Regions from separate parts of the Mus musculus genome. Here regions 2 and 3 are each linked to region 1. The links are chromatin loops, found by intact Hi-C in ENCODE. Cell type or tissue: left cerebral cortex. All regions are shown on one strand.

Region 1 (2,500 bases):
CCAGTTCCCACAATGCAGAAGGAGAGAGCTGACTCTTGCAAGGAACTGTTCGTCCAAGAAGGCAATACTTGTGCTTCTGAATCAGGAATCTAATTACTGGTTCTGTAATGCATCCAAAGAGAACAGTTGTCCGGTCTTCAAACCTTTCCTTTCCCCCTATTCATTTTTCAGAGTCTTAGCCCATTCATTTACTAAACTCAAATTTTAAGGCGTTTCCCCAAACGTCTCTATATCCCATCCATCCGCAAAGACTAAAAGCTACAAAATCTATGGTATCTATCCTGCCCTGCCTCATCTCCCTGCTGCTGACTCTCTATACCCAGCAGTCCCAGGACAGGACCACCTGCCCAAGGCTGCCAACTTTCTCCTAATTCTTATTTTCCTCTTGGTTCTTTTCCTCCCAACACTCAGAGATCTCATAAAAATGTCAATTACATGGTACTCTCTGTCTAACGATTTCAATGGCCTCCTTTTGTTATTCCACTGTAAGTCAGTGACTCATAAGAACTTCCTGTCCATTATCCTAAACCCATATGATGACTGGGTGCACATTTCTCTACTACTGTTTGCCCACCTGTCCAGGACTTTTGGTTATATGGCCCTCCTTTCATGTTCACAAGCACTGGAAGCCTGTCTCCGGGTCTCTGTACCAACAACTTCTTGTCTAAATAGGCCTGCCTTAAATGTCGTCTAAGCCAGAGAGGCTTTCTCAGACTCCGTCCAATCTGCTCTGTCAGACAGTGAGTTAATTCAGTTATCATTCGGGGTCCACAGCAGCATCCAATAGAGAGTGAGCATCAAGAAGTAAGCATAGAGTGGTGACTGACTCAACTTGGACAGCTGATGTAGGAATTTCGTAATACTTAGCCTTACTAATTTCCCATTCATATCTGCCCAAACCCATAATTCAACCCACACAAAGGACCAACATTAGCAGAAGGGCTTTCTTAGTAGCCACAGGTCAAGATTTGGATTCCAGTCAATAGTTTAGAATCACTAAATAAGGGAGGAGAACAAAACAAAACAAAAAATCCGAAATGAACACTATTGAAAAGAAAACCTATCATTTGTCACTTTAAATATTAAAGCTCATGAAAAAGAAAATTCATAAAATCAAACATTTTTGAAGTCGGATATGTTAGGGAATGTAGACAGGGAGAGAAAAAGTGAGTCAGGAAAACGAAATTTGACACAGAGAGAACATAGCCAGCAACCACGCTGTAAGGATGCCAGGGTACCACTCCTTTCCTTGTAGATAAAGTAAGATGCAGTGAGGTGGGGTGGAGAGGGTAGAAACAATAGGGTCAGGAACCAAGACCAGTGACGCAAAAGAAGCTAGAGAGGAAGTAGGACTAAGCAGAGCCAAAGGGAGAGCAATACAAAAGCAGCCTTGGATCGAGCCGGAGTGGCAAGCGTTAAAGGGAGGCGGGGAGTGACGCGGTTTGCGTCTAGAGCGGCTCCTTGGAGTCCACAGCATCCACCGCCGGAGCCTCGCCTTCCTTTCTCCGTCTGCAGACATATCGAGACACAAAAAGAGGCAACCCCTGGATCAGTGCGAGAGACCTCATCCCATCATGACCGAGACCACAAAGACCCACGTTATCCTGCTGGCCTGCGGCAGCTTCAATCCCATCACTAAAGGGCACATTCAGATGTTCGGTGAGTCCTCCCGCCCACCCCGGAGGCTGCTTCCGCTGCTCTACTCTCGCCAATATCAGGGCTTTCCAAGGCGATTGAGCAGGAAGGCGTGCGCCCCTCCGGAGGGGTGCGCCGGCTGATCAGGCTGGTGCCAGGTCAGCCCCAACTATCCCCGCTAGCACGAGCCGACGCAAACTGCGTTTTTTCCAGGCTTCTCTAGCGTGGGGCCAGATCGCCTCGCCGAGGGCCAGGGATGGGGGAGGTGCGGGGCTGGGGGGTGAGTGTCCTCTGGGGTGGGGTGGGGGCGCCTGGTTAGAGCCCTGGAGTGCGGTGGTTTGAGTACTTGGCGGGCAAGGGTGGGGATAGGGGCAGAGGTTGGGGTGCGAAGAAGGAAGGAGAAGGGCTGAAGATAACGTGCTGTTTGTTTAGGATGGGCAGAAAGCTCGAAGGAGTTAAATGTGCCTCGGAGACACAAACACTCGCACACGACACACCAGTGGCAGGGACTGGGGCTTCAAGGAGACTAATACTGGGCTTGGCTGGCGGTTCCAGGAGGCTCAACGGACAATGTTTGGAGATTGTAGCTTTGGTGGCCCAGAGCGGTGGATGTTGGCTAATGGAGAGGGAAGGGTACCACTGCCCCGCCGAGGTTTGGCTCCGGCTGCCTTGGAAAGGGGAGGGGGCGGGGCGACTGCTTCGGGAGGTGGTCCACGAGCCGGCGAGATGGATCCCGGCCCAAGTTGGCCAAGGTTCTGCCCAAGGCGGCGATGACAACCGGCATCCTTGCGGTGTGAGTGTGAAGATGGATATTTGAATGTGCGTGAGAGCTCGTGTGTGGGGTAGGGACGTGTCTTCACGAGTT
Region 2 (2,500 bases), 140 kb after region 1:
CATTTGTAGAGCAGCAGTTGAAAGAGACCAGAGATTGGGCTGGTGAGATGGCTCAGTGGGTAAGAGCACCCGACTGCTCTTCCAAAGGTCCGAAGTTCAAATCCCAGCAACCACATGGTGGCTCACAACCACCCGTAATGAGATCTGATTCCCTCTTCTGGTGTATCTGAAGACAACTACAGTGTACTTACATATAATAAATAAATAAATATTTAAAAAAAAAAAAAAAAAAAAAGAAAGAGACCAGAGACAAGCAGGAATGCCAGGCCTACAGTGTGGAGAGCTGACGGAGCAACAGGGTGTGGTGATCCCCAAAGGCCTTTTGTGCTCCTCTCCCTCCTCCAGCCTGTGCTCATCCCTCACCCCGTGCTCCATAAAATGTGTCTAAAACACCCTGGGTGTCCCCAAGAGTCCTGGATCCTACAGATCTGCTCAGGCAGTGCCTGTCCCTCCAGTGGACACACAGGAGCCATCCCTGGGCTCCCACTATCTTTTTGGTGCTCCTCAAAGACTCAGCTTGGGTGAGAACTTTCCCCTTCTAACTCCGGCTGCCTTCTGCCATTTTGGAGGTTCCAGTTTGGGGCATATTGAGAGGAAACTAAGAGACAGCTGAGGAGGCAGAGGCAGGGACAAGGCGGCTCACCTATAGATTTGTGTGTGCACACGTGTGTACCTTGGGCACCTCCATGCAGACAGTACACACCAGGAACAAGATGCCAGAGGCATGATCCTTCCATATTTTGTGACATCCCACCAAGGAAATGACTCAGCATGCCAAATTTGCTGGTTCTTTAAATCAGGAAGCAACTGGAGTGGGAGGAGGCCACCTCCTGTGACCCCAAATTCTGTGTCCCAGGTTCTGAGGGTACAGTTCTTGAGGGCAGCCTTCCTGGGGTACAGATATAGAAAGCACTCAACGTGACTGTGTCTGTCACTGGTTTCCCCTTGAGATGGTCTAATTATGAAAATCCCAGAAATACAAGGGTCTGCCCAGCTGGGGGCGAGGATGCTTCCTGTCAGTTGATACATCTTTCCTCATCTTACCCCAGCCTCTATCACTGAGGAGGCTCTCAGCTCCCTAATGCTCTTCTCTCTCCCTCTCTCTCTCCCTCTCCCTCTCCCTCTCCCTCTCCCTCTCCCTCTCCCTCTCCCTCTCCCTCTCTCTCCTGTTCATCTGTCCTCTTCCCGTTTATCCCCACAGATGAGAACGCCAACCTGGGCACAGTGATGCGGTATGAGGAGATCGGTGAGTTGAACTCTGACAGTGGGGACTTTTGGAGCCTCTTGCCTCCAGTCACCTGGGAGCAGCAAGTTCAGGAAGGGTGGAGGCTTGAGACCTGGAGTGGGTTTACAGCCAGGTCTACGGTCAGAATGTTCCTTCTGGAGTGTAAGATCATAATCTTACCTAGAGCCTATCGAACATCTCCCCATTAGACTCACTCCCCAGTAGTAGATCAGCCATCAATCTTCCCTTCACAGCCTCCCCTCCCTCATCTAAAAGAATGAAAGTCGAGCATCAGTGAGAGAGACCGTTGGTTTTGCCTACTGATACTGCAGACAAACAAGGCCGCTTCAGGTTTTTCAATGCTTTAAGGAAGAGAAGGAGGCCAGGGTTGGCTGAAAGCCACCATGTGGCTTGCCTGCAGCCTTGGCTGAAGCTAAGGTATCTATCCCACTGTCTGTGTGAGACCCTGGTGCCCAGAGTAGGTAGAAGCTGATTACAAACATCTGTTGGGGGCAGTGGGAGAGAAGGAGCTGACAGCTGGGTAAATCAACAAATCAGCAAGATGAAGCCTTCCCAGGGTTCCAGAGTGAAAGGCAGGTGGGAAACCCAAGTGCCTGCAGCTGGAAAGGCATGGCGGAGGCAGGCAGGAGTGGAGTTGGAGGCCGAAGATGATGAGGAGGGTCAAGTTGGTGGATGTCTAGAAGGAGAGGCAATTTGGTATCCAACCAGATCGGATTTAACTTCTAAAGATGTGTCAGATACCTTGTGGATACTCTTCTGAGGGAGCACTCGGGTTTGGGCTCCTGCTGTGATCTTAAGATGGCTGGTGTGTCTAAGTACCATGATAACCAGCAGATGTGATAACGTTTTGAGATGTAGTCGTGCCTGGGCTATTCCTGTTGCTTTCCTAGAACTATTTGTAAAATGTTGACAACTGGTTACTAATTGGCAGAGGCATTAGTGAGAATGGAGTGCAGTTAGCACACAGTTAGACTTCGTTGAACCAAAGCAACTCAAGAGCCTCACCTCTTATTTACCTTTTAGACTTTAACATCCTTTACACATCAGCTTGTCAGCTCTGAAGTCTCCAGGAGAGTGGGCACCTGGCTTTCTGGCCAATCGCCACAAAGCAAGCAAGTTCTGTAAGCCCAGAGGATCCAAAGGCAAAGCAGCCAGCGCTGAGTTCAAAGCTCTAAGCTCTAAGCTCTAAGCTCTGCATCCCTGCAGTCCCCTGTAGGAACTGTCACCCTGCTGCCTGTCTCAGTCCAGCAGAGC
Region 3 (2,500 bases), 81 kb after region 1:
AAAAGACAGTTAGATAAGATAAGACTGTCAATTAAAAAAGAAAAAAAGTTCCGTACTAGTGAGATCAGCGACCAAGGAAAGAAGCAGGTTCCACTTTGAGAGTTTGAACCCTGGACACACATTCTAGAAAGTGGGTCAGGGAGATGGTTTCCTTCATGAAAGTGCTTGCTGCAGAAGCCTGGAGTTGAGTTTGGATCCCCAGAACCCTTATAAAAACCTAGCTGCACAGTTAAGAGCACTGACTGCTCTTCAGAAGGTCCTGAGTTCAAATCCCAGCAACCACATGGTGGTTCACAACCATCCGTAATGAGATCTGACGCCCTCTTCTCGTGTGTCTGAAGACAGCTACAGTGTACTGAGATATAATAATAAATAAATCTTTAAAAAAAAAAAAAAACCTGGGACGTCTCAAACCTGGGACGAATGGCTAATAAGGTGCTTATGAACCTATCAATGCTGACACTGGCTGCCAGGTTCTACCAGCATCCCTCGGTACCTACCTGTTACAGGGTATGGCTGGCATACACCTCTCCAGCCCAGGGACCGAGCTGGGCTGCCCTTCCCCCACCTACTCTCCCCTATATTACTAAGCCATTTTGGCTAAACTGATTCTTTTTGGCCCTTTTGCCCCATGGCTGCTGCTCCAGGCTTTCCTCCCTCCACCTACTCTTTTGGCCACAGGCTCAGTCTGCCAGCAAGGTCCAGGCTAGACTCTTCCAGACATCTATTCCTCTTAGGGTATCCCACGTATCTATAATAAACGTCCTCCATACTTTAGGAGCAGTCATGGCCTCCTTTTTATGTCTCTCCTTCTTTCTGCATGTAGTACACATCTATAATCCTAGTGTTTCTATAGGGAGTAGAAGGCAGAGACAGGAGACTTCCCAGAAAATTCCTGGGCTTGCTAGACAGGAGGACATAAAGAAACAATAGAGACCCTGCCCCTCACACGTCAGAAGCTGAGAGCTTACTCCCTGCAGGTTGTCCTATGACCTCCACATAGATGCCATGGTACATATGTGCACACCTTCACACACATCATGTATGCCACCCCCCACCCAAAACGCATCTATCCACACACTTAAGTCAGATCAAATTAAAATAAAGTTTCTTAAAATAGAAAAGGACCACTGCTTTTTGTGGTAGAATAAATAAAAGCACACAGGCGGCTTTGGCAGAACCGGTTGGTACCTAAGGATGCAGGTTTGATCTGTAGAGGTAGTGATGGCACACAGTGGTGTGTGCTGCTGACCAAAGGCCCCGAGGGAGCCTGGCACAGTCCACTGATAGAGAGCCTGGAAGCAAGGTAGTTAACAAAGAAAATCTTGGGGCTTTTCACAGGGAGAAAAAGGCTTTTACATTCCAGGTTCTCTGATGCTCTTGGATGCCCCTAGAGGCCAAACCAGTCTCTGCCTGCCTCTGCCACTCAGCAGCTCCTGGTATCTATCTCCTAGTCTTTCTTTCATCTAGCTTCTTCTTGGGGCACTGCCAGCTCCTCCCCCTCCAGCTTCTCTTCCCCTTCAAGCCTCTCTACCATCCCCCCCCCTCCTCCTCCTTCTCAAACCCCAGCTGTGTGCTGAAAAATCGTCTTTAGCGTCCTCTCCAACCCCCCTGCCCCAGCTCTCATGCATGTTTTATGTTGGCAGCTGAGATTGATGGCTGCCCTCTCTCCAGTTTCAGTATCTCTGAAACTGCACCCAGCCCACCCTCAGGACCCTCAGTCTTGCACGCCTCTGTGCTTTTCCTGCAAGGGCTGTGTAGGCAAGGGGATCCCAGTAGAGATGGAGCCTGGAAATTTAGCCTGGACCTTGAATAAACCCAGAGGAGTGGAAGGAGAGAAAGAAACGACAGGGAGAGGTTGCATGAAGCACTGAAGACATTAGGCGGGGCTTGGGAGTTCTGAGCCCTGAAGGAGGGGAAACCATTCTTGGGCTCCGTCTGAGAGCAGGTGAAAGGGGAGGAACTGTTGACTGGAACAGACTTCTTTATAGACCCTATTTGAGTTAACCCTTAAAGATGCAGTTTGAGAAAAGGGGGTGCATGCTCTCGGGTTAGTAAGAAATGCCTCAGTTGCTTTAAGAGTGTCCATCCTGTTGCCTTTGGAATGCAGCTCCGTACTGCACTTAGCACTTTGACTGGGACTTCCTGCTGCAGGAGTCCCCAGCTTCTCCTACCAGACCCTGCAGTGGGAGCAGGGTGTAACTGTCCAGTGGTATGTTGCCAGCCGTACTGCCAGCTACCATGTTCTCATGGGTCCACTAGCTGAAGCCAAGCTGAGGAAGAAGGAATATGGAAGGTTCCTGGGGCGAGACTACAGTGGGAAGGGGTTCTGGAGTATAGCCCAAGCCTCAAACCAGCTCCCACCCCTCCCTTCTTCATTACATTGTCTGCCTTTTGTACCGTGGCCTACCATCTACTGACGTTCCAGGATGACAAAACACTCTTCAACACACCTTGAGTGTCAGAGTCAGGGTTTACTGCTGTGAGCAGACACCATGAC

Evidence for each region. Hi-C counts contacts between places; a loop is a spot of excess contacts. Peaks named below come from ENCODE experiments on the same cell type or tissue, not always from the same donor. Only the 100,000 strongest peaks of a DNase experiment are listed, where the experiment ranks them.
Region 2: a loop joins it to region 1, with 2.6 times the contacts of the local background. A loop is called at or near these places in 2 of 42 quality-filtered maps.
Region 3: it touches region 1 in a loop (2.6-fold over the local background); 2 of 42 quality-filtered maps call a loop at or near these places.

What each region holds. Positions count from the first base shown.
Region 1 is chr1:152,953,535-152,956,034 of GRCm38, forward strand. Nmnat2 (nicotinamide nucleotide adenylyltransferase 2) reads left to right here and starts at 1,567. Exons shown (of 11, transcript NM_175460.3): 1 at 1,567-1,659. The coding sequence starts at 1,575. In left cerebral cortex, no CTCF peak of the experiment used is centred here; DNase peaks (open chromatin) are centred at 1,448 and 2,379; H3K4me3 peaks cover 1,470 bases; H3K27ac peaks cover 1,402 bases.
Region 2 is chr1:153,089,296-153,091,795 of GRCm38, forward strand. It overlaps Nmnat2 (nicotinamide nucleotide adenylyltransferase 2), which reads left to right. Exons shown (of 11, transcript NM_175460.3): 7 at 1,202-1,246. Among named protein-coding and RNA genes, the nearest start is that of Lamc2, 96 kb to the right of the region's middle. In left cerebral cortex, a CTCF peak has its summit at 1,003; no DNase peak of the experiment used is centred here.
Region 3 is chr1:153,034,267-153,036,766 of GRCm38, forward strand. All of the region lies in intron 1 of Nmnat2 (nicotinamide nucleotide adenylyltransferase 2), which reads left to right. Among named protein-coding and RNA genes, the nearest start is that of Nmnat2, 80 kb to the left of the region's middle. In left cerebral cortex, a CTCF peak has its summit at 1,393; DNase peaks (open chromatin) are centred at 1,422 and 1,751.